4 separate regions of the Homo sapiens genome follow, and all the other regions are linked to region 3. The links are chromatin contacts, found by Hi-C or POLR2A ChIA-PET in ENCODE. All regions are on one chromosome and are shown on one strand. The core of a region is the stretch at or near the end of the contact, and the rest is flanking DNA. Distances in the headings are between cores, read along the strand shown.

Region 1 (5,441 bases), core at 2,295-4,794, 1.5 Mb before region 3:
CAGAATCAGAAAGAAGAGAGTTGCGGGTTTTAGTGGGGAACACCAGAGCCTGTTTGTACATGGATAAAAATGATGGAGTTGGCTGGGAGCATGTTTGTACACTGATAAAAATGAGGCAGTTGGCTGGGCGTGGTGGCTCACACCTGTAATCCCAGCACTTTGAGAGGCTGAGACAGGTGGATCACTTGAGGTCAGGAGTCCAAGACCAGCCTGGCCAACATGGCGAAACCCTGTTTCTACCAAAAATAATAAAATTAGCCGGGTGTGGTGGCACACGCCTATAATCCCAGCTACTTGGGAGGCTGAGGCATGAGAATTGCTTGAACCCAGGAGGTGGAGGTTGCAGTGAGCCGAGATCATGCCACTGCACTCCAGCCTGGGGACTAAGAGAGTCTCAAAAAAAGAGGCAGTCATCAGCTGAAAGAAAGGTGGGAGAAAGGAAGGTTTGATAATCAAAGAAATGACATGAAATAATCTTTAAATAGAATAATGTGAGACAAAATAGAAAATGTTAAGCCAGGTTTGCTTATTTCTGCTTGAACCCCTGACTGTGATGAAATGCAGCTCCTCAGGAAGAATCTTAAAACAGGATAGAGCACACGGCCCCCCGTGTCACTCGCCTGAGTTACAACGTTCCTGAAACAGTAAATGAACTTGACCTTGCCTTTTCCTACATGAAGATGTCTGACAGGGTTAGTGATTATGCTTCTACAATCTATAACCAAATTACTTTAGTAATCTATAAACTGATGTACTCTTACACCCAAACTTTAATGAGATTTCACACATACAGAACCCCCACAACCTACATAGAAGCAATGGGCTGAGGGACCACTTTGGAGCCCTGTGAAAGAACTGCCCTCAGGGTATAAACCTTGGTCTACAGTCCTCAGTGAGACTTCTGAATAAAACTAACTTTAATTATGTAAAAGCTTAATTTTTTTTTTGACAGCAGGTAAGCAAATTAACTGGGGAACTGTAGTGGGGATGCTAAACAGTACAGTACCCATTTGTTAAGGGTTGGTCGTGAATTTATGGGAGAGGCTAAAAACACAAATGCCAACAGGAGCCAGGCAGGTAAATGACTGAAGCAGGCTGAGTGATGAAGGAACTCAAGAATGAATGCCCCATCTAAAGGGGAAGCCAGTGGAGTGGCCATCAAGACTATCAGCTCTATGCTGCCAGATCTCCTGATTTCTCAAGGGAAGCCAGAAATCTTTTTTTTTTGATATGTTAATTTTTAAAACACTCTATGGGCTCAAAAAAATATTTCCAAGTGCAAAAAAATATAGTGCATGGATGACTAGTTTCTGATTTGTCATCACACCAGATTACAAGATTTTCTTCAACGGTGCTCAGCTGTGGAGGTACTGTCACGGTTGCATTTATCCAAGGTTCGGTATGTGCTAAGAAAGTGATGGGGGCCAGGCGCGGTGGCTCACGCCTATAATCCCAGCACTTTGGGAGGTGGAGGCGGGTGGATCACCTGAGGTCAGGAGTTGGAGACCAGCCTGGCCAACATGGTGAAACCTCGTCGCTACTAAAAACAAAAAAATCAGCCAGGTGTGGTGGCGGGCGCCTGTAATCCCAGCTACTCCTCGTGAGCCTGAGGCAAGAGAATCGCTTGAACCCGGGAGGCAGAGGTTGTGGTGAGTCGATGTCGCGCCACTGCACTCCAGCCTGGGCAACAAGAACAAAATTCCCTCTCAAAGAAAGAAAGAAAGTAATGGGAAAGGAAAAGTGACCTGAGGAAGTGAGTGCTAACAGAGTGACTGTAATAATGAACTACAGAAAATTAAGTTAAAGACAATCTAGAAGCCAAGGGCTAATGGTTACAGTGAAAGTCTGGAGGAGTCAACGTATTGAAGGAATCAATACCAAATCCTATTCCTCCTCAAGTTCTTCAGCAAATGATGTTAAGTGCTGATGACGATGGTCACAGAATGTACACATTTAAAAAATGGTGCTGACGCAGTTCTTAGAAATTACAACTTTCAGGTGCATCAGGAGAGTGAGTCGAAGACATGCAAATTTCAAAAGCGACTGGACGATATTATTTATATTCAGTCTGATAAGGGATTTTGTTAACTTAGCTGACTTTTTAAAAATGCATCCTAAAAATACATACAATCATGAGAAAAACATGAGACAAATTCCATGATTAGGACATCCTACAAAATACATGACCAGTACTCCTCAAAACTCTCAAGGTCACCAAAAGTAAGGAAAGTTTGAGAAACTGCCACAGCCACAAGAGGCATATAAGGAGACATCATAACTAAATGTAATGTGGTATTCTGGATGGAATCCTGGAACAGAAAAAGGGTATTAGGTAAAACCGAAGGAAATCTGAATAAAATGTGAACCTTAGTTAATAACAGTGTAAAATATTGGTTCATTAATTGCAACAAATGTACCATATTAGCATGAGATGTTAATAATAGGGGAAACTGGATGCTGGGTATATGGCATTATCTCAATTTAAATAAACTACATTAAGAAAATAATATCTATTTTTAAAGGTGTAGTGAATAAAACAATGGCCACCCATATATTTAACACCCGGTTTAATAATGGTCAATACAGTTAAAGCCTCCCTTTATTGTCCCCTCCTTACCAGATATGACTGCTTTTCTCAACTTGATTTTCATTCTCTTGTATTTCTTGACTTCTTTAACTACATATGTATGCATAACTAAGCAATATATAGCATTGTTTTACAAGTTTTAGAGTTGAATGTATATGAATTGTCATACTATTTATTTTTCTACATCTTTCTCTTTTTGCCTCATCACATTTCTGAGTTCAGTCTTCTTTTATTGGCGTATAATACTACATCCTAACATCCCATAAGGTATTTATTCTGTTATTGATGGACGTTTCTAATTTTTTGCTTCTACCCACAGCGCTGTTACGTACATCCTTGTTCACTTACCAAAGTTTCTACAAGACATATAGGTAGGAGCAGAGTGCTGGGGTTTAGTAATTGAAAACTTTTACTAGATTTTGCCACATTGCTTTCCCAAAGAGGTTTTAACATTTGCGCACCTACTAGCAGGTGCGTATGTTTAGACGTGTGGAGGAGAAACTATTTAAAGACATACAAACTAGATAATATACTTGCTTCATTCTCGTTTGACCTTCGTACCCAAGCAATTATTTCTGCAAACAAACAAATAAACAACTACTAATAGCACTTCCCGCACCGCCAGCCGCAGTTTTCCCTGCGGAGACGCGGATACAAGGCAGCTTCCGGCGAAGGCGGTGACGCAAAGGATGGCGTAAGCACGCTCGGGACGACGGCGTCCTCTTGATCGCCCTTGAAGGCCCCTTTCCGGGCTGTCTGACACGATGCAAGTGTCAGCTTGTGTTGGCCGGTTGCCTTTCTTTCGCAAGAGGGGAAAATATCCTCACAGACTTTCTGTGTTCTCAGAGACGATCTTCTTCCCTAGAAAGAAGTCGCTTACGGTTGGCGTTTCCCTCAGGCAGCGCCGTGGGCAGCCCACAGGCCCTTGTAAGGCGCGCGCCGCGGCCCCGCCTCTTTCCTTTCGGCCGGAACCGCCATCTTCCAGGTAGGGCCTACGCGTGGCTCCCGGGCGCTAGGTGTTCGACAGACTTGAACCGCGACCTTGTGGCCTCAGAGGTCGTTCATTGGGACCGTGGGGAGACTCTCTAACCTGTTTGAGGTCCATTGGCATGGGCGGGTTAAACCATGTTCTGCCAGACGGGGAGCAGCGTGCGCCGGGTCGGGTCTGGGCCGTGGGCTGAGAACCGGACTGCGATGTTGCGGCCCTGCGGGGGGACATTTGCGAGAAAGACGAGACTGAGTCGCTTGGGGTGAGGCGACTCGAGTTAATCTTTAAAAGACTTCGTTTTATGTTCCCGTGGCTGCATCTCCGGTACTGTGGGTGGCCCCTCTCACATAGGCTGTGTGGGGGCCGCGTGGCCTGATGCCTTTCTAACTCCTTTCAGTGTGGCTTTTTTATTCCAAATCTTGCGATGATGTTGGGTGAGGACTTAAGGGGTAGTAGGAATGGGTTTAAAGTCAGGCGTCGGCTTTAATCTTCTGTGAAGCCTACAGGTGTGAAAACCCGGGCTCTCGGTCGGAGAGTGGGTCCCGGAGTCGTCCTGGGTGATGAACCCTCACTGCCCTTAGTTAATGCATAAGACGATTTCCGACTGTTTTTAAAATTTTGACCCCACATGGTGATCGGACGAAGGGAAAGTGTTTTGAGGTTGCAACACCAATATTTGCACCAAGAGGAGATACTGTTTTGCGAATTCTAGGGCAGCATGCTTTGAGTGAAGGGAAACATTTAGCCATAGTTCATCATTTTGTCTAGTTTGTGGACGTCAACAGAGTCGAGCAAACTGCAGGTTGCTCTTTATGGTGGATCCTAGTTGCCATGATTTTAATACTCTTACAAACTGTAAAGCATCGTTTTGAAAAGTGCCTTCAGTTTTAAGTGTATGGGGTCCATGCTTAAAATGGATTCCAAACTCAGAAAGATGGATCTAGTGGAGGATTATGGGCTCTGGAATCAGGAATGAGTTAACTGATTATGCCACTTGGTGATTCCACAAAGTGACTTGAATCTACACAGTATCACCCTTTGTGTACTAACTTAGCACAAGTTTTTGGAACTTTATACACATCTAAAGGCTTTGGGGATTGGAACAGAGTACCTGGCATTTAAAGGGTTCATCCATTGTAACAATGGTTTGACTTTGGTGAGTTAGGTGAAACATGTCTTCTTGCTATACAATTTTTATAAAAATGGTACTTTGGGAGCCATTCTTAAAGGATTGTTGGTAAACTTAGAAACCAAATTGTGTTAGAATATTGTCAACACGTCAAGCCTGACTGCTGTATTTTACCTTATGGTAGGAGTAATGGCCAGGAATGGCATTTCTGCCCTATAATGACTAAAGAGCTATCAAAACTATTGTTTTGGCCTTTTTGGGAAACAAAGGAAAGGTTAATTTCTAAATGCCTGTAGGTGAATTCTTAGATAATGATAAATTAGCTGCCGGTTACTACTGAGCACTTTACACGGGCCAAGCATTGCTGAGTTCTTTGTAGACATTACCTCAGCTACGAAAGTGTTCACCCCTATTTTACAAATGAAGATGAGAGATGAAATGTGGGTGTCCCAGCTAGTAAGTGGCAGAGCCTATGTCAAATTTAGGTCAATGATTATAAAGCCTGGGTTCCCCTCTCTTCTACCCTATATACGTTCGTAGTAAATAATCAGAAATGTGAAGTGGCTTGAGATTTCTGATAGTTAAATAGATGATGTTTGAGATACACCATCACGGAAAATTTGGTTGACAAGAAAGGTTTAATTCACATAAAAATGTAAGGCTGTTTTATTGTGTTCTCCACTAAATTATCTTCTAGTTAGTAATTACATGCCCTTGGCATTCTAAATTGGGTTCTA
Region 2 (5,504 bases), core at 2,647-5,146, 1.1 Mb after region 3:
ATTTTCCTATACAACTGACAAGCACCATTAACATATAAAAGATTGACTTCAATAGAAATGACACCACCACCAAAAAGTAAAAAAGTGTAACATTTGTTTCAGCACAGTTGACAGCACATACTGTCAACTAGGAGAAAGCTTAACATTTTACTGCATCTAGCAAAAATGTATTTAACAGTACATATCCTGATCAATTTAGAGTTATGCTGCAAGGGATATATGTCATTAGCTTTGCTGTGGGAGTGGTGAGAGGAGCTCTTCAAGGTTTGGAGCGGTAAATTGTTGTCATGAATGTAAACTAAAATCAATTGTCAATTCATGGTATTAAGAGTTTAATAATCATGAAGCATTTAATCGACAACTTCTAACCAGTATTTGTCATGTTATATTTCAAAAAGTTGAGAATTCTAGGCACATAGCAAATGATAGACTTCTTAAGCAAAAATGCAAAGTTAAGTAATAAACGAACGTTTAAAAGACTTTCACAAAGAGAAAATCTTAACCTCTAACCAGTTGAACAGTAGAAAACAAGACATAAAAAAATACTCAGAACAATCAAACCTGTGCTGTACGTTAGTACCCACTCTGAAATAGCATCATCAGGGCATTATATATTTATTACATAATATTGCTTTGCCCTTGCATATCACCTTTAATCAAAGGATCTCAAAGCACCACAGAATCAAGGCCTTAACATCCAGTCTCAAACAGATAAACTGTTATATTTTATAATTGCAGATATTAATAAAACCCTGCTCCTACTTCCCAGTCCTCTGATCCTAACATCAGCCTCCAAACCCTCTCTCTGACTTGGAAACAGTATTTCCCAAATCATCTCAATCTGTGACTGATGCCACGCACATTCCAGCTTTTCTTCACTGGACCTAAAGGAAGTAGCGGCACTGTTTTAATAACACATCTATTTCATTCCAACGTCTGTGAGAGAATAGACGGTACTTAAGGTTAACCTATTTTGCACTGTGCTTGATGATATAAAATGGAGGCTTTCGAGAGAGCAAATCTTTGCTCGAGGCGATGAACCCACAGATCACTCATCAAACAAGGGAAATAGCATTTCCCAGCTCTGTCTAGAGACCGCTCCCGGCAACTTCAAGAGCAGTATGGAGGAAAGCTTGTCCAGCCGTACTTAACCAGGCAGGAGGCTATTTCATGTGTGCACACCAGAAGAGAAGCGAAAACTAAAAGGACAACGCACGAGTTTTAGGACTCAGGAAGGAGACTGTAAAGCTGTTATGTGGCCACCCCCAGAGACAGAACACTGTGTTTCCTTTGCATTCAATGGGAAATTAAACAAGAGCAAAATTCCTTTAAACCAAGGTCAAAATAAGCCATTTAGAATCATTTAATTTTTGTTATAAAATCTGTATATGAGGTTTGCTCCTCTAGAAACATCTGGCGTTTTAAAATTTAATCATCAGCAGGCTGGGCGCAGTGGCTCACGCCTGTAATCCCAGCACTTTGGGAGGCCAAGATGGGTGGATCATCTGAGGTCAGGAGTTTGAGACCAGCCTGGCCAACATGGTGAAACCCTGTCTCCACAAAAAAAAAAAAAAAAAAAAAAAAAAATTAGCCAGGTGTGGTGGTGGGCACCTGTAATCCCAGTTACTTGGGAGGCTGAGGCAGGAGAATCGCTTGAACCCAGGAGGCAGAGGTTGCAGTGAGCCGAGATCGCGCCATTGCACTCCAGCCTGGGCAACAAGAGCAAAACTCCGTCTCAAAAAATAAAAATTAAATTAAAATTAAATTAAAATTAAAAAATAAAATAAAATTTAATCATCAGCAAAGTTCAATTTGTTTCCACTGAATACACAAACACTCAAATGTTAACATATGTGAGCACAACTACGTTAACTTCAATTCTTTCATAAACAGGATTATTCCTCTTCCTGGTAATTAAATGCATTATGTTTGTCCTTAGGACTGCAAAATGTAACTTCACACTCACACAAGCCCAGCCCCAGCACTGTAAGGTTACACGGTTACTGTTAGTCAACCGACTCACAACCTTACCCTTTATAAACAAAACAAAGAAAGGCGTCAATAAACAACAGTACTTTTTGTTTCAAGTTCTCAACACTCAGTGATCGAGGCTCAATACTATGTTTCCTTAGCTTTATGTCTAATATGGAATCTACTATTAATAAATATCTGGCATTAAAAAGCCCTGGAATATTCATTGTAAGTACCAATACAGGGTCAGCCTACGTTTCTGAAAATCCCAAAATATCTTTATATTTCTGTTGCCATCCGTATTCAGACATTTCAAAAACCTCACAGCAAATTCTAACATACTTTTTCTTGAAGAGATGTGCATCCCTGTTCTTGAAAAATATCAAGTTCGTCCCTACTGCAATGACGATCTCGTCTGTGTCATAAAGCAAGATTCCCGTTTCCCTACCTATTCTCTCGTAGGGACACCCGTCCTCAGCTCTGCCCACTGTCCCTGACGTTTTCAGAAACGTTAAAATACTAGTGTTCGGAGGCTTCTAGCGAAGAGGGAGATGTTTTGTCCCCTCAAGCTACCATGATACATTTCCCTACTTCTCCACTATCTTCAATGCTTTAGAAAACACGACCAAATGAGAGAACCCATATTAAAAGCAGTACTTCCTAAAAGGGGGAAACCAGAAGCTCCAACTTCTCCAAATCGCTCAGCACAGTGGCTTTTCGACAGTCCCCAGCAAATCTTCGCCCCACGCCTGCCGTCTTTCCGATTAAATAAGATTGGAAACCACAATTAAATCAGTGTCATAACTTATCCGTCACTTACCATATCCGCCGGGACATTACTGGACATCTTGCCGTTTGATATACACCCAGATGTTTACGAAAAAAACAAACAAAGAAAAAAGAGCAGAAGTCTTCACGTTACAGAAATAAACCACGATTTTGACTGGTTCGTGATGTGCTTTCTCCCCCAAAAATAAAGTTATTTTGGAGCCAAAGTGCCGGTCAGGCCGAGGTTCTGGTTCGAAGAGGAACAATCCCCAGGAGCTGTGTGGCCGGAGCAGGAGGAAACTCCCGGGACAGCAGAGGCAGCCCCCGTCGTCGTCGTCGTCGTCAACAGCAGCAGCAGCCCCAGGACCGGCCGCGCCAGGTGGACCGAGCCGAGTGACACACGGACATGGAGAGGGGTGGGAGGGGGTTAAATGCGCCTTCCTCCTTTCCCAGCCCCGGCAATGATTCACACTTGCTCCCGAGTCAAGTCCTCATTAAGCAGGAGAAAAATGCCCCAGCGTGGATGTACACAGATAACTATGTAGCTACACATCGACGCGTGAGCCTTGAGTGGCGGCCGAGCGGTGGCCGGACGCTGGCCGCGGACCCTGCAGAGCCGCTGTCGGAGCGCCCGCGCGGACAGCGCGGGGAAACGGCTCAACTCGCGCCGCGGGGGCGAAGAGCCGGGCCGCGGAAACCCGCGCTCAAGGGCATTTAACTAGTTGGAAGCCAAAGCGAAAGACCGGAGCGGGGGACCGACAGCGCGGGGGTGCTCGGGGCCGGCCGGGACACTCCACAGCCCCTCTGGGCTCAGGCCGCGGGCGCCTCCGGACAGCAGCTGGGGTCGGGGCGCATCGTCTCCGGCTCCTCGCCACTCCTCTTCTGCCTCCGCCTTCCCCGCCGCCGCCTCCCCGGTCTCCGCCTTCCCTTCCCCTCCCCTCCCCGGCCTCGCGAGCTCCGGGCGACGCCGACTTCGGCTGGTCCCCGGAAGAGGCCGGGTCCTCCTTCTCCTCAGCCCGGGAATGGTTTCCTCTCAGAGCTTTGTTTCTCCTCCTCCTCCTTCACTTTTCAGTCCCACACGCCGCGGCCGCCTCCTGTCATCGCCTCTCAAACCAACATGGCGGCAGCGGCGGCGGCGGCGGCTGCCTGAGTGCGACTAAGGGAAACGGGGAGAGCACGGGCCCCCCCTCGCAGCAGCCGCCGCCCCCGTCCTCGTCCTCCCTCCGCGGACACCAAGTGCGTCACCACGGAGACCATTCCCTCGAGCATCACGGGAAGTGTAGTCTACGAGGGTGGGGGGGGGAGGGAGCCGCCGAACGCCTCCTCACCCAGCTCCGAAGCCACGCCCCCCATAGCAACAGTTGCGAGGAAAGGAAAGCTCCCTTTCCCTTGCTTTGGACAAGCTGCTGCCCAGGAGTTAAGTGATACCTGCTACCAGGAGTGCTGTGATCATGAGAATTGTTGGGAGAAAATAATTCTGCATAGAGAAATTCCCTTATGCACGATATGCACACAGAGCTAAAATATGCTGTACCTCCAAGCAGAATCATTCATTTTAATTACAGCACATTCTCCACATCCTGCAATCTCAATGCATTTTGTAGAGTGATTTCATCTAGGTCTCCTCAACATTACATTTTGAAGAACAAAAGCAATCATTGATTTCCAATAAGGTCACATAAGTTCAACAGGAACAAGGATCTCATTAAGCAGTGAGAATATTTGAACATGTGTTTCCTTGAAGACCCAGGGCAATAAAGCTACAATCTACTTAACTGAAATTACCAAAACTGTATTACATACAACAGTGTTATTATATCAAATCTGTATCAGGAAATAGCTACTACAAACTTCATGGGGATTCACCAGTTTACCCATCTGGACCCTAAATTCTATTCTATGTAACTCATAATGTAATTGAAAACCTATATGCCTTGCAGTGATTAGCAAATAGGAGAAAATAATGCCATTGTTGAGACACCATTCAGATGGACATTTGTGATTTCTGCATTTTGTTCCTAAATCTGAGGTCAACATCTGAATCCCTATTCATATCTCTTAGTCCTTTGACAGAGTACTTTAGAAAGGGCAGTCTCAATATGATGCCTATATATAAATGCCAATGAATTTAGAGTCTGAAAGCCACCTCTCCAACCTACAGCTGTGTGACCTCATCTGTAAAATGGTCTTGCCTACCTTCCGGGGTAAAGTAGGGGTAGTTATGAGGATGAGTTCATGCATGGGAAATAAATCACTTTGTAAATAATAATGCATCATTTGATATGAAATGTCACTACTCATTCTCTCATTCAGCAAACAAATGTGCCAGGCACTCTGCTAGGCACTAGGAGTTTAAAAATGAGTCACTGTAGCGAACAGCAGCATCATGTGGCAGAAATGCCAAGGTCTTGGGTTGGCAATGGGGGTTATTACATCCTTGTCTATAGGGCTGTTGAAAAGAGGCAGAATCCAGTCACTGTCCTCAGGGAGCTCATTGTCTAGAAGCCTACGTGATTCCCCACAGCAATCTCTCCAGTTGGGTTTCTCATCAGTTGGAAACCCACAGGACATTTAGAGTACCTGCCTCTTGAGTAGCCTGGGTGGAGAAATTCCAAACACTCCTAAGGGCCTATATCACCCTGAGGAAGATAGATCAAATTCTCCGAAAAACCAAAGGCCAGAAGAGAAGAGAGGCCCAAATCTCACTGTGATTAGGCTTCAGGACTTTGTCTAGATATTTCCAAGTCCATAGTTACGTGATTTTC
Region 3 (5,962 bases), core at 2,501-5,000:
TAGTAGGTTCTCTTGAATATTAATCCAATTAAGAAACAATAAATGAAAAAGTCAATTTGAAAATTCGGCAAAAATCTTTGACATGAGACCACTGCTGTGGGCAGTAGGGGGCTCTCAGCAGCTGGGCCAGGCTGGAGGTGGGCCAACACTTGCCCCCTGTATGGTTGCAGAAGCCACCAAGCTGGCTGGACCAAGGCCCGTCTTCCCTCAGTCCAAGAGGGCAAGAGCAGCAGACTTTCCCAGACATTCTTGTCCTCTCCTCCCTGGTCCCTCCCACTGCAACCAGGGGGCCTGCTCCTACAGGTCAGCCAAAAGAAAGCACAGAATCAAATACAGAAATTGATGAGCCTGTAAGAAGAAATTTGTTAAAGGATACAAAATTACAGCTAGACAGGAGGAATAAGTTCTGGTGTTCTGTAGCACCACAGGGTGACTACAGTTAACAGTAATATGTTATATAGTTTCAAATAGCAAGAAGGAGGGTATTGAATGTTCCCAACACAAAGAAATGAGAGATGTCTGAGTTGATGGATATGCTAATTAGCCTGATCTGATCACTATACATTGTATGTATCAAAACACCACTGTATACTCCATGAATATGTACAATGATTATCTGTCAATTAAAAAAATAAAATAAGACCGGGCACGGTGGCTCACGCCTGTAATCCCAACACTTTGAGAGGACCAGACAGGAGGCTCACTTGAGGCCACGAGTTCAAGGCCAGCCTGGGAAACAGAGGAAGACCCTGTCTCTACAAAAAAAAAAAAAAAAAATCAAAAATTAGCTGAGTGTAGTGGCACGTGCCTGTAGTCCCAGCTACTCAGGAGGCTGAGGTGAGAGGATCCCTTGAGCCTAGGAGTTCAAAGTTGCAGCGAGCTATTACCACGCCACTCCACTCCAGCGTGGGCAGCAGAATGAGACCCTGTCTCAAAAAGTACCATACATGCATAAATACATAATAAACAAAATAAAATAAAAAACACTTCAGGTGATTCCCATGTCCAGTCAAGGTTAAAAAACACTGTGTTAGAGGTTCCAGGATGGGATTCAAGTATGTATATTAACAAACGTCTCCAGAGCCGAAATCTGAAGAGCATCCCTGCTGTAGGACCCCAACTTTGAAACTAAGAGGATTTGTTAAACTCTATTCTGTTTATGTGTGTTTTTCTCAACCTAGAGAGACTCTGGGCTTCTCGGGTTCAGAGCCGTTTTGCTTATCCTTGTCACCACAGGATAATGTGTGATAAACATTTGTTTAATGCATGAATAAACACTTACAAAAAGAAACTGTGAGCCGATCGAAGCTTCTCACTCCCGGGAATGACCTAGGAGACATTCTTGAAGGGAGATAAGACCGCTGGGTGAGACTCAGGGCCCTTTTTTTTTATGACCTTACTCTACGCCAGAACCTTGATGTCTTCCAGGCTGCTCAGAAATAATCACTCCCAAGAAAACGTTTCCCATGGGAATGAGGAAATGAGTAAGATTAGGGATTGTGCCAAATTGCCTAACCTCACCCCAGCAAGGTTCCACCTGACACCTCGGGAAGTGCTAGAACCTTGCCTCTGGGGCGGTTTGCCATTTCCTCCTTCTCAGGCTCTTCTCCCAGTCACAGAGACTCACAGAGCCAGCAGGAGGTGACTCAATTCCTTTTAATTCATTTCATCTTTCACTGGGAAGGCAGCACCACTCCTTTACAATCACAAAATATCCCCCAGAAGAAGAGTTTAGAGTTTACAGGTGTGATTTGTTTTTGAGGCATTGTAGGAAAAAAAAAAAAATTTCCAAACCTGGATACTATCTCTTTGCATTTTGAAATGGTAGACTTTTGTCAAAAACTGCCCAAGGGACCAGGAGAATGGTGAAGTGCCTGCCTCCTGTTTTACACACAAAAAAACTGGGGAGATTGCTGGAGAGGGAGGAAGAAAGCCTCCTTAATATCTGGCTAAACATCTTTGGTGTCAACGGTGGGTACTCCCCACTCCAGATGTCCCCACACAGCTGCTCCTCAACACGTGAGAGCCAAGGCTGATTTGATACCACCACCAAATAATAAATGCTCCTCCACCCCACCCTGTGACAGACACTGGCTCACAATCTTCAGTGATGGGCCACTTTCTAGAGTCCCTGAAAGCTGGGACATGCAGAAACAGTAAAAGGATTGGGGAAGAATAGAGCAAGTGAGAGACAGAAACACCATGTTTCAGCCACCCCTGTCCACCAAGTAGCTCATTCCAGCCTGCCCTGCCCCAATTTTCAGACTTTTTTTTTTTTTTTTTTTTTTTTTAGGACAAAGCAAGGAGACAGCCACAGAAGAGATGACACTGTGGTGAAATTTTCCGAGAGAAAGGAGAAGAGCTAGTGTCACAGAGCAGGAGGGTGTTTTAAGAAGAAGAGGCAGATTTGAAAGGTGTCAGGAAACTTCAAATGAGGTGAGTTCCCAGTAAAGGCCATTAGGTTTGGGATTTAGGACTTTGATGGCCGCCCTAGAGAGACCAATGGATGATGAGTTCACGGTCCTCTTTAACTCAAAGCCCGGTATACATTCCCATTTTATTAAATACTATGGATATTGTAATTTCTTACCTCCTGGAATGCAAAAATTGGGCTGCTTTTGTTTTTTTCACACTCAGAAATATTGCTATCAGATGAAAAAGTGTAGTTGCCAGTTTCTTCCCATATTCTCCGATAAACATATTGCGTTGTCAGTGGACCGGTCAAAGTCATAGCAAATGCACTAAGGAAAATGGCAGGTTCTACAAATAAAATCTTCATATTGCCTGGGTAGGTAGCTGTATTCTATAAAAAGTGAAAACGGAGAAAGATCATCTGTCTCATCCCAGAGGCTAGATATTCAAAGATGGGTAAGTTTGAGCAATTTTGTGGAGTAAATGTTTAAACAAGCAAACTAGAGAACAGAAAAGGCAGTAAGCACTTTCTCAGAGAATAACTTTTACTTTGGAGTAGAGTACTCTGTAACAACCTGAGGCTGCCATGCTTTCCATTTTTATGAGTAGGACATTGTAGGACTCAAGCCGCCTTTGAGTCTTTGAAATCATAAACTGTCACCCATCTTGGTTAGCCAATGATCACAGTACAGTTCCCACACTGTATATTGCCAACTGATTTTTCGTAAGTTCAACAATGAGGTTCCTTTTGGGAAGCGACAGTTGCACAATTGTTATTGTTATTTTGCTGCGTATTAAAAACGGACAGGGAGGGGGCGTTTTAAAAAGCAGCTCCCAATCGAAAGGGCCTTATTTTTAACTCACCCCACGATTACAGTCTTCCTGCCAGGCTGGGTACAGGTCGGGCCGTGCCAGGGGCTGTCGCCTCGGATGCCCTGCGCTCGTGCGCGCCCGGGTTCAAGGGCAGCCTCTGGACTGGGGCAACAGAGGACGCGCCGGGGACAGTAACCTCGGACTACGCGGCCGGCGCTGGGGTGGGGAGAGTACTTTCCCGTCGAACTCGACCAAATTACGCTTGTCGGGGAGTCTCAAGCGTATTGTAAAGCAAACCTCGGCAAGCGCACTTCCGCGTCCCGAGTGACACCTGCAGGGTTCTCCGGCAGCCCTCGGCTTCCCCGCGGCCCTGCGGACCTCGGCCTCAGCGCGGCGCGGCGGGGCGCGGAGCAGCTGCTCCTTCTGCGCAGTGGACAATCGGCCAATCGGCGCCTCCGTCGGTCGGTCAGCGGCCCTGCCAGCGCTAGGCGATGACTCGGCCGCAGCCAGCTGAGCATCGCTGTCCGCCGAGGAGGCGGGGTCGGCTGCCGCGGCGCTGTCACTGTTCTACCCGGCTCTCCTGCGATTGGGCCCAGCGGTCGGTGCCCCAGCGGCGATTGGTCCACCCGGACGTCACTCTCCCCTGGAGAGTGGCTAGTGGATCGTGCACCCACCCTCGGAGGCCCGGAGTGGATCCCGCGCGACCGAGCAGCCACTCAGCACCGCTGTTGAGTGGTGGGCCGCGCCGCAGGCTCAACAGCTCTGGAGTTGCAAAGCATTTCTGAATCCGAATATCCTTTCTCATAGAAACACATAAAACAACAGTTGGAAAAGTAACATGTTTGGGCTGTAGCCCCCAGCAGGATCCCGGTCGGCCCGCAGAAGAGGGGAATGGGCGCAGGTGGAGGGCATAGGAAAGAGAGTGCTCAATGCAGAGTTAGCGGAGGGTTGGAATGTGGTCGCTGGCTTTTCCTGGGGAGGGGAGGGGGGACTTGGGCAAATCGTTAAATTTTCATGAACCTCCATGTCTTTATCTGCCACGTGGGGATGATAAGTCTTACAGGGTTGTCTAATTAAACACTCAGCATGTATACACAACACAGCCCCTGGACATAGGAGGAGTTGTCAGTGCTCTCCAACACACCCACCAGGAACAACTTGTAGTAAAAGAATTGAGCTACTACTTCTTGAAGCCAGGAGAAATGCATGCATGAGGAACCGTGGGGGCATCTCAGTAAGAAGGTGTTAGAATTTACTATGGGCTTGCGTTATGTGATTTTGGGAAGAGTTCAAGAAAGCAAGGCCTTACTCTGGATTGGTTGCTGTCAGGAAATGGCAGTAATTCTATGATTGGGTATCTTAATAAGTCTTATTTAGGAGTCAAGACTAGACAGAGGCTAAAGCCATGAATGATAAAGAAGCAACAGTCACACATATTTGTCATTTTTGTGGTTTAGACAGTGCCTAAATTTTGTCCGTGTTCAGACAAAATTATGACGTGGTCTTGTTTTTGTCTTGATCATGGTTACAGAATGCTCTTGTCTGACTTTGGTGTTCCGTGAAATTGTTTTCATTCGACAGAACACCATGGTCCAGAAAAGTTCTTAGCAACACCAAGGCCCAGCTGATAGTTCCAGCACCTGGATGTCAGAGCTGCTTTCTCTTCCTCAGCACTCCTTAAATGACAGTTGTGTCACTGAATGCAGAGTTAAACGTCTTAGGTTTGAGTCCTAACTGATACTTAGTAGCTGGTAACCTTGGACTTGCCACTTAATCTTACTTCCCAGCTTCTTCAAATCAGCATTTATGAAGCACTTGTTATGAGTTTCAAACAATGGAGCATGGATATTGGAAAGAAGATAAACAAACATGAGTAAGATACAGTTTGCAAGGAAGACATAATATTTTAAGTTGCAGTACTTTGTACTAAGTACTATATTATTCTAAACGGCACTTAGAAGATGTCCTTTTTTTTTTTTTTTTTTTTTGAGGTGGAGTCTCGCTCTGTCACCCAGGCCGGAGTGCAGTTGCAGGATCTTGGCTCACTGCAACCTCCGCCTCCCGGATTCAAGCAATGATCCTGCCTCAGCCTCCTGAGTAGCTGGGGTTACAAGTGTGCGCCACCATGGCCGGCTAATTTTTGTATTTTTAGTAGAGACAGGGTTTCACCATGTTGACCAGGATGATCTTGAACTCCTGACCTCAGGGGACCTGCCCACCTCAGCCTCCCAAAGTGCTGGGATTACAGGCATGCGCCACCGTGCCCTGCTGAAAATGTCCTTTCTTATGGGGCAAAAATAATTAATGTCCAATATACTTCCACGCTTTGCATTCCTACTCTTCCACACGAAGAAGAAAGCCAGGTCTTCTTAATGAGTTCTGCTGCTGATCGCTATGGTGACAACAGTCATTTTTTTTTTGTATTTTTTCAAAGAGAATTTTAATGTGAAAAATTAGCAGAGTTTCTGCCTTCACAATTAGAGTTTAACATGAGTCTTCCAGTGTTTTAAAAAGAACTGTAATATACGTAAAGCAAAATATTTTGGCATCATCTAGTGAAAACAGACAATGTGGTATTTTTTCAGCCATCTCATATAGTTAGGCCCTGAGTTATAATTTGAGATAAGTGATTCCTAAACAGAATGTGCTTTACAGAATGTGACCAATTATATTACTCCCAAGGACCTTGTTTCAGATTATATTAAAACCAGAGTTCACTGATCTCACATTTTAAAAA
Region 4 (5,630 bases), core at 609-3,108, 1.9 Mb after region 3:
CAGTATTCTCAACTTGGGACCGTTACTCTATAATATAAACGAAAGGGGTTTTCTAGTCAATCTCTGCTGATCTCCTGTACCAAAGTTCTTCCCTTTATAAGTCTTGTACTACCTTTTACAAGAGGAAAAAGCTCTAGAGCGAAAACACAGAACACACTAAAATCCCTTCCTTTCTCTTTACAACTCAAGCCCCGCCTCCATTTTGTTTCTGTTACTAATTTTTCTTCTGAAAAAATACCAAATTTACACTGAAAGACTAAAATTCAACTTTGCAGACAACGTTTTAAAAAATACAATTCAGTTTGGTGATGTTGTTTTGCAGTCTTACAATTTTAGCTACATTTTAACTGAACCAATTGTTTTGTTCAATTTATGAGTTAATACTCAGCAAGTTTGTTTTTTACAAATAGTGTATTCCATTCTAAAAATGGAAGTAGCAGTGGTGAACAAGAAAACAACCCTCTGAGTTTTGTCTATTTCAGGAGGAAGTACTACTTTCTCCAATTTTAATCACAATTCATAAAAAAGAAAAACCTAACTAGCTAGATCTTAAATATACAAATACATTAACAATCTAGTAAAGCAACAGAAAAAGGTAAACAAACTAACCAGCCTATTTTTGTCTGGAGAAACCCCAACAAACTGCTGGATTCCTTGGCCATTTGCATTCAGAAGTACCAAAAACTAAAATCCTTTTTACTAAATAATTTCTTCTACACGAGACTTGTTTCCTCCACACCACCCTATCCAAATTGTCAGCATTATTCCAGAATATAATCATTTAGTTTGAGACCACTAAAAAACCCCGCAGTCCAAAATACCAATTGTGGTTTTTCTGTAAAGAAATGGTCAGAAACTACAAATTGTTATCCTAGGACACAGAACCAATCGACCAAAAGGACTTCTGGAATATGCTGCCCCCAAGATTTAGAATGCACAGGCAGAAATAGCATACGCGGTCACGATGTCCCTTAAGCCACATGACCTTCCTACGAAAGCAAAGGCTTAAACTTATCAAATGAGAACTCCCCCTTTCTCTGAAGTTAAAACAAGGCAGGGCAGCTGGAATTAGAGCAGCAGGGACAGATCGGCTGTTGACTAGTCAGAACGGGTCGTGGAATGCAAAGTCCCTGCGCTTTCGCTGCTCCCCTTACCGTGAGAAGATCTGGGAGGGAGGAAAGGAGGAGAAACACCCCAGAATCCTGGTAGAAAAGCCCCTGGCCTCGAAGATGGGCTCTAGGGAGACAGGGAGGGGCAGCTCCGTGTGTGATGACCCTTTGTGAACATGCACTCTGTGGCAGCTTCAGCTCCACCGAGGCTTTGGGAGAGCGGACTACGGATGCCCGGCGCGGCCCAGCTGTGAAGGCCGCGCCGGCGGAGAGGGTCCATGGCACCCCCGCCGGCTTCGGAAGCCCTTCCCTCTCCCACCTCCGCGGGTCACCCCAGGAACCAGCGGCTCCCGACCACGCTCGCGCGGACCACGGAACAGCGACGCGCAAGCAGGTCTCTTTCGTCAGCGTAATCCCTCCGCAGAAAGCCGCGCACTAGTTTTAATCACGCCCCACCCCCTGGCCGCTGGCGCCACCTCCGCCACTCGGGCGCTTTCCAGCAGCTTCCAGAAACGTCGCCTCCCCAAACCCAGCCACTCACACATGGCGGGCTCAGCAGCCACCGGCCCCGCCCCTCCTCGTCGCCGCAGTCGCAACTGCGTCTGCGGCCACAGGGCGGACAGCCACGCCTCTGCGGAGGGCGACCGGAAGTGCTCACGTCTTCACCTTCCCCGCCACGCCACCGTCCTTTCAGGCCCAGCGTGCAGCAGGAAGGAGGACTCTTTTGCCGCGGACTCAAGCCGGAAGCCGCCTTCCTAGTGGAGACGCGAGTGGGGGAGGAGCAGTCCGAGGGGAACGTGGGTTGAACGTTGCAACTAGGGTGGAGATCAAGCTGGAACAGGAGTTCCGATCGACCCGGTACCAAGAAGGGGAGTGCCCGCGGCAGGTAAGGGAGAAGAGGGAGGGGTTTCTTTCCGCTCTCGAAATTGGGAAAAGAGACAGAGCTGGGATGACCTATGGGGTAGTCGGCGCGCTGAAAGGATGGGCTGGGCTGGGACGGGGTTCAAGTGGGAAAGGTTGATGATTAAGGTATAGAGTTGGACTTACAGATCCGTTTGGGCGCAGAGAGGTGAACGCTGAAGAGAAACCAGAGTTTGTTTTCGTTTTCCAAGGAGCGTGGAGATGGGCAGGGTTAACGGACCCTGCGCCTCCTTCGGCTTCTTAGTTTGGGTGTTGAAACTCACCTCCTTTGGTCCTGTTCGTCTCTGATTCAAGACAGTTGGGTTTGGTACCTGACAGGGCTGGGTGCAGAAAGCTGACCCTGTTCCTCGGCTTCCAGGTCGGTTGTGGCCTCGCTTTTGACAGTTCACGTGCCGAGCCTACTCGCTCTCGGAGGGCGAGCTCAAATGGGTGGGTTTAAGGCCCCCTCTTCGAACAGCTGTTTCCCTGGGTTTCTCCATTTTGCACACAGGAGTGTGAATTAAGTTTAATTGAATACTTTTTGCGATTCCCAGGGCCACCTTGACACGTTCATTGTGCTATCTAACTGGGTTCATGCTGGGCTAATAATTCACATTAAGGCTTCTGGAGTATAAGTGGTTCACAGAAGTATGAAAAGGGGATGTTAGAAGAAAGATGCTGGGGGTGAAGTAGAGTTGAGGAAGACAGAACTGGAAAGCTAGGTTGGTTTCACAGTACAATGAGCTTTAGGTCATAATACTACCTTTAGGTTATATTGGGCTGTTTGGACGGAGTTTGCTGTAATCAGGCTAGAGTAAATAGAGAATTTTAAACTAAGCATTGACAGGCTCAGACTTGTAGAGGCATCATTTTGACAGTGATATGGAAGGGAAAGAGGTAGAGATTTGAGACCTTTCCAAAGAACTGTCCACAGAATTTGGTGACTTACTGTGCGAAGAGGGAAATAAAGAATAGGGAACAACTCAAGACTTTCTAGTCTGTGTGTTTGGAAGGATGGAGACGCCCACATTTAAGTGAGATATGGGAAGGAGGAGCAGATTGTTTTTGAAGGGAGGAAGAGCAGTTACTTAGGGTCAAATTAAGTTGTAAAATCCCCCCCGGGATTTTGTATGTAAGTCAAAGTGAATTGTATTTGGAAGAAGAACTGGGGAGCCCACCTCTGGTATTTTTTTTATGTCCCTCATATGGACAAATAAACCTCTGGTATTAAATGAATTTTCTTTTGGGGGATTCTATATATTCGGGATTTCAACCACCAACCTATCTGGTTTTTCCCGCTGAAATGTTGGGTGATGGAATCAGGAGAGCAGATTTGGAGACTCTTTATATTTTATAATTGAGAGAGACAAAGAGAAAACCGTTTGATTTGAAAAAGTTTTCTAGGTTCCCTCAGGTAGATGGAAATTTTCATCAAAAACAGTTTATTCAAGGTACATAGCCTACTAGTTTCCCATTTGAGAGTACCGCAGAATGATACGACGTGTACTGCTTCTCTACGCAGAATGAAGTATAAAATTAGCACCAAATAGTAACTTTAATTTGTCAGGTGCTAAACTTTTTACATGCTTTATCTCATTTAATTCTTAGAAGAAACTAATTTTACAAGTAAGTGTCTGGACCAACATCTGCAGGTACAAAGCCTGAAAAGCGTAAGTTTGACTCCTACATAGTTCTCTTTTGTAAGTAGATTATAAATAGAACCAGCCAAAGGTAATAAGTTGTCTGTGCCTAAAAAGAAAGAAAAAAGTTAGCATCAGTAGTTCTCACCAGAAGGGGTGATTTTGCTTACCAGGGGACATTTGGCAAGTCAGGAAACTTTTGGCTGTTGGATCTAGAGGGTAAAGGTCAGTGACGCTGCTAAACATCGTCAGTGCATAGAACAGCCTTCACAAACAATTATTTGGTCAAAGATATTTGTAGTGCTGCAGTTGAGAAATTTCTGTCTTATGGTTATTTCTTCAGGAATAGGAAATTAAGATTCGCCGATACTTTCTTTAAAAAGCAGTTTTATTTTTGAAATTATTCCTTGGCTTGAAAGGTTTGTGAAGTTTATATAGCCGAACCAGAATAGCGTAATTAGATTTTAAAGTGAATTGTGAGCCATCGATTCCCAGGAGATGGGTGTCATAGAATCATGGATTCTTGGATTTGGGAAAGACTTATGCCTAGAATTATTTTACAACATTTCTGCTAAGTGGTAATTCTCCTCTGCCCTAAAGGTCTCCTGTATTTGATTTTCCTATCATTGTGAACCCACAATTAAAATGCTCTTAATTATTTTTTGCTTACACTGAGCTCCGGTCTCTTGTAATTTTTACTCTGTTAAATGTGGTTCTGCACCATAGGACTGCACTCAAAACAAGCTTGCCACATATGTAATTTGTACTAGGACAGTGTTTATATTTTTGTTCAGATAACAAAATAAGTTAAATGTGGTGTAAATTAGATCATTTACAAATAATAATTTGTTAGCAGCTTTTAATAAGTAGTATTTTTCCCAACTGGTGAAGTATTAATGTTGGTAGTTGAAAACAATAGGAATGTATGGAATATATGGTTCACTGGTTCTTTTGTTCCTGTCAAATAGTGGCACAATGGATCTGGGGTTTTTCTCAGTATAATGCTGGCATATTTGTTTCAAATTGTACATAGACTCTAAAAAGTTAGGCTTTCAAATTCTGGTCAATATAGTTTGCTTTAAATAGTAGCTGCCTCTACTACAAGTTTTATTTAATTTGTTGACAAATGAGTCTGCTATGAAAACCGGTCCTGTTGCCAGTCACTACCCTCTGTTCACAAATTTGCTGGGTTTATAAATATAGGTATCATTTTCACTTCAAGATTATAATTTTAGAATATGTTTATTCTAGGACATATAGCCCTCAAAATCTGCTTACTATATACGTCTTATAAAATAGCATGGTTCTTTTTTATAGTAAATAGAATTTTTATTTAATTGTCTATTGACTTTTTTTTTCCAGGGTTCATTGAAAAAATCCTTAGTGATATTGACATGTCTCAAGTGACATAAATTAGCCAATGACTCGGAATGATGGATTCTCCGAAGATTGGAAATGGTTTGCCAGTGATTGGACCAGGGACTGATATAGGGATATCTTCACTCCACATGGTGGGGTATTTGGGAAAAGTTAGTGAACTTATTTTTTGCCTGAGTGCAAAGTTTTTTTTTTTTCTCTATTTTTGAGACTTAAATTCAATTTTGATGTTACCAGTTAACTTCTAAAAAATTGTGTCTTCCACGGAAATCTTACAGTAATGGCGAAAGATTGTTTTAATGTGTTTACCTTTCTGTGTTTTATTGATACATGAAAGTGGAAATAAAACATAGACCTTATGATTTACTGTTCTTTGAAAATATGGTACATAAATTCTCCCGGGTAATTGATGTTACTTTTTTCCTTGCAAATAAAATTGATACTATTCTTAACACATAAAATTTAATATTTAAAACTATAACATAATTCTTTTTGGAATAATAGCTGTATTTAAAGGCTTATATGCATTTCTTTTGTTTGCCATGTTTAAAATACCTTGTCAGGATACTTGTAATTGAAAATTATAATTTTTTCTGGTTACCTT

The links. Hi-C counts contacts between places; a loop is a spot of excess contacts on that map. ChIA-PET counts read pairs that join two places held with the same protein, here RNA polymerase II (POLR2A). Pooled maps may share reads with other maps.
Region 1: a loop to region 3 is called in a map of sigmoid colon, with 10 times the contacts of the local background. The contact joins the promoter of RPL21 here to the promoter of SLC46A3 in region 3. A Hi-C loop is called at or near these places in 4 of 168 maps with a recorded cell type or tissue (B cell, CD4-positive, alpha-beta memory T cell, CD8-positive, alpha-beta T cell and 1 more) and 12 of 50 pooled maps.
Region 2: a pooled map shows a loop between it and region 3 (10-fold over the local background). The contact joins the promoter of UBL3 here to the promoter of SLC46A3 in region 3. A Hi-C loop is called at or near these places in 1 of 37 single-sample maps with no recorded cell type and 8 of 50 pooled maps. POLR2A ChIA-PET finds 5 or more read pairs at or near these places in 1 of 52 experiments (BJ).
Region 4: a pooled map shows a loop between it and region 3 (12-fold over the local background). The contact joins the promoter of USPL1 here to the promoter of SLC46A3 in region 3. A Hi-C loop is called at or near these places in 7 of 50 pooled maps. POLR2A ChIA-PET finds 5 or more read pairs at or near these places in 2 of 52 experiments (CD4-positive, alpha-beta T cell and naive thymus-derived CD4-positive, alpha-beta T cell).

What each region holds. Positions count from the first base shown.
Region 1 is chr13:27,248,014-27,253,454 of GRCh38, forward strand. RPL21 (ribosomal protein L21) reads left to right here and starts at 3,545. Exons shown (of 6, transcript NM_000982.4): 1 at 3,545-3,572. RefSeq lists enhancers at 2,849-4,048, 2,867-3,452, 3,260-3,799, 3,453-4,038.
Region 2 is chr13:29,846,721-29,852,224 of GRCh38, forward strand. UBL3 (ubiquitin like 3) reads right to left here and starts at 3,897. Exons shown (of 5, transcript NM_007106.4): 1 at 2,792-3,897. The coding sequence starts at 2,818. RefSeq lists enhancers at 2,463-2,532, 3,003-3,072, 3,743-3,812 and silencers at 3,373-3,672, 3,943-4,052.
Region 3 is chr13:28,715,220-28,721,181 of GRCh38, forward strand. It overlaps SLC46A3 (solute carrier family 46 member 3), which reads right to left and starts at 3,751. Exons shown (of 6, transcript NM_181785.4): 1 at 3,277-3,751; 2 at 2,591-2,803. The coding sequence starts at 2,779. It also overlaps the pseudogene CYP51A1P2.
Region 4 is chr13:30,616,062-30,621,691 of GRCh38, forward strand. It overlaps USPL1 (ubiquitin specific peptidase like 1), which reads left to right and starts at 1,859. Exons shown (of 9, transcript NM_005800.5): 1 at 1,859-1,995; 2 at 5,012-5,178. The coding sequence starts at 5,080. It also overlaps a transcript of HMGB1 not described here. RefSeq lists enhancers at 1,257-1,326, 1,347-1,486, 1,537-1,866, 1,887-1,936.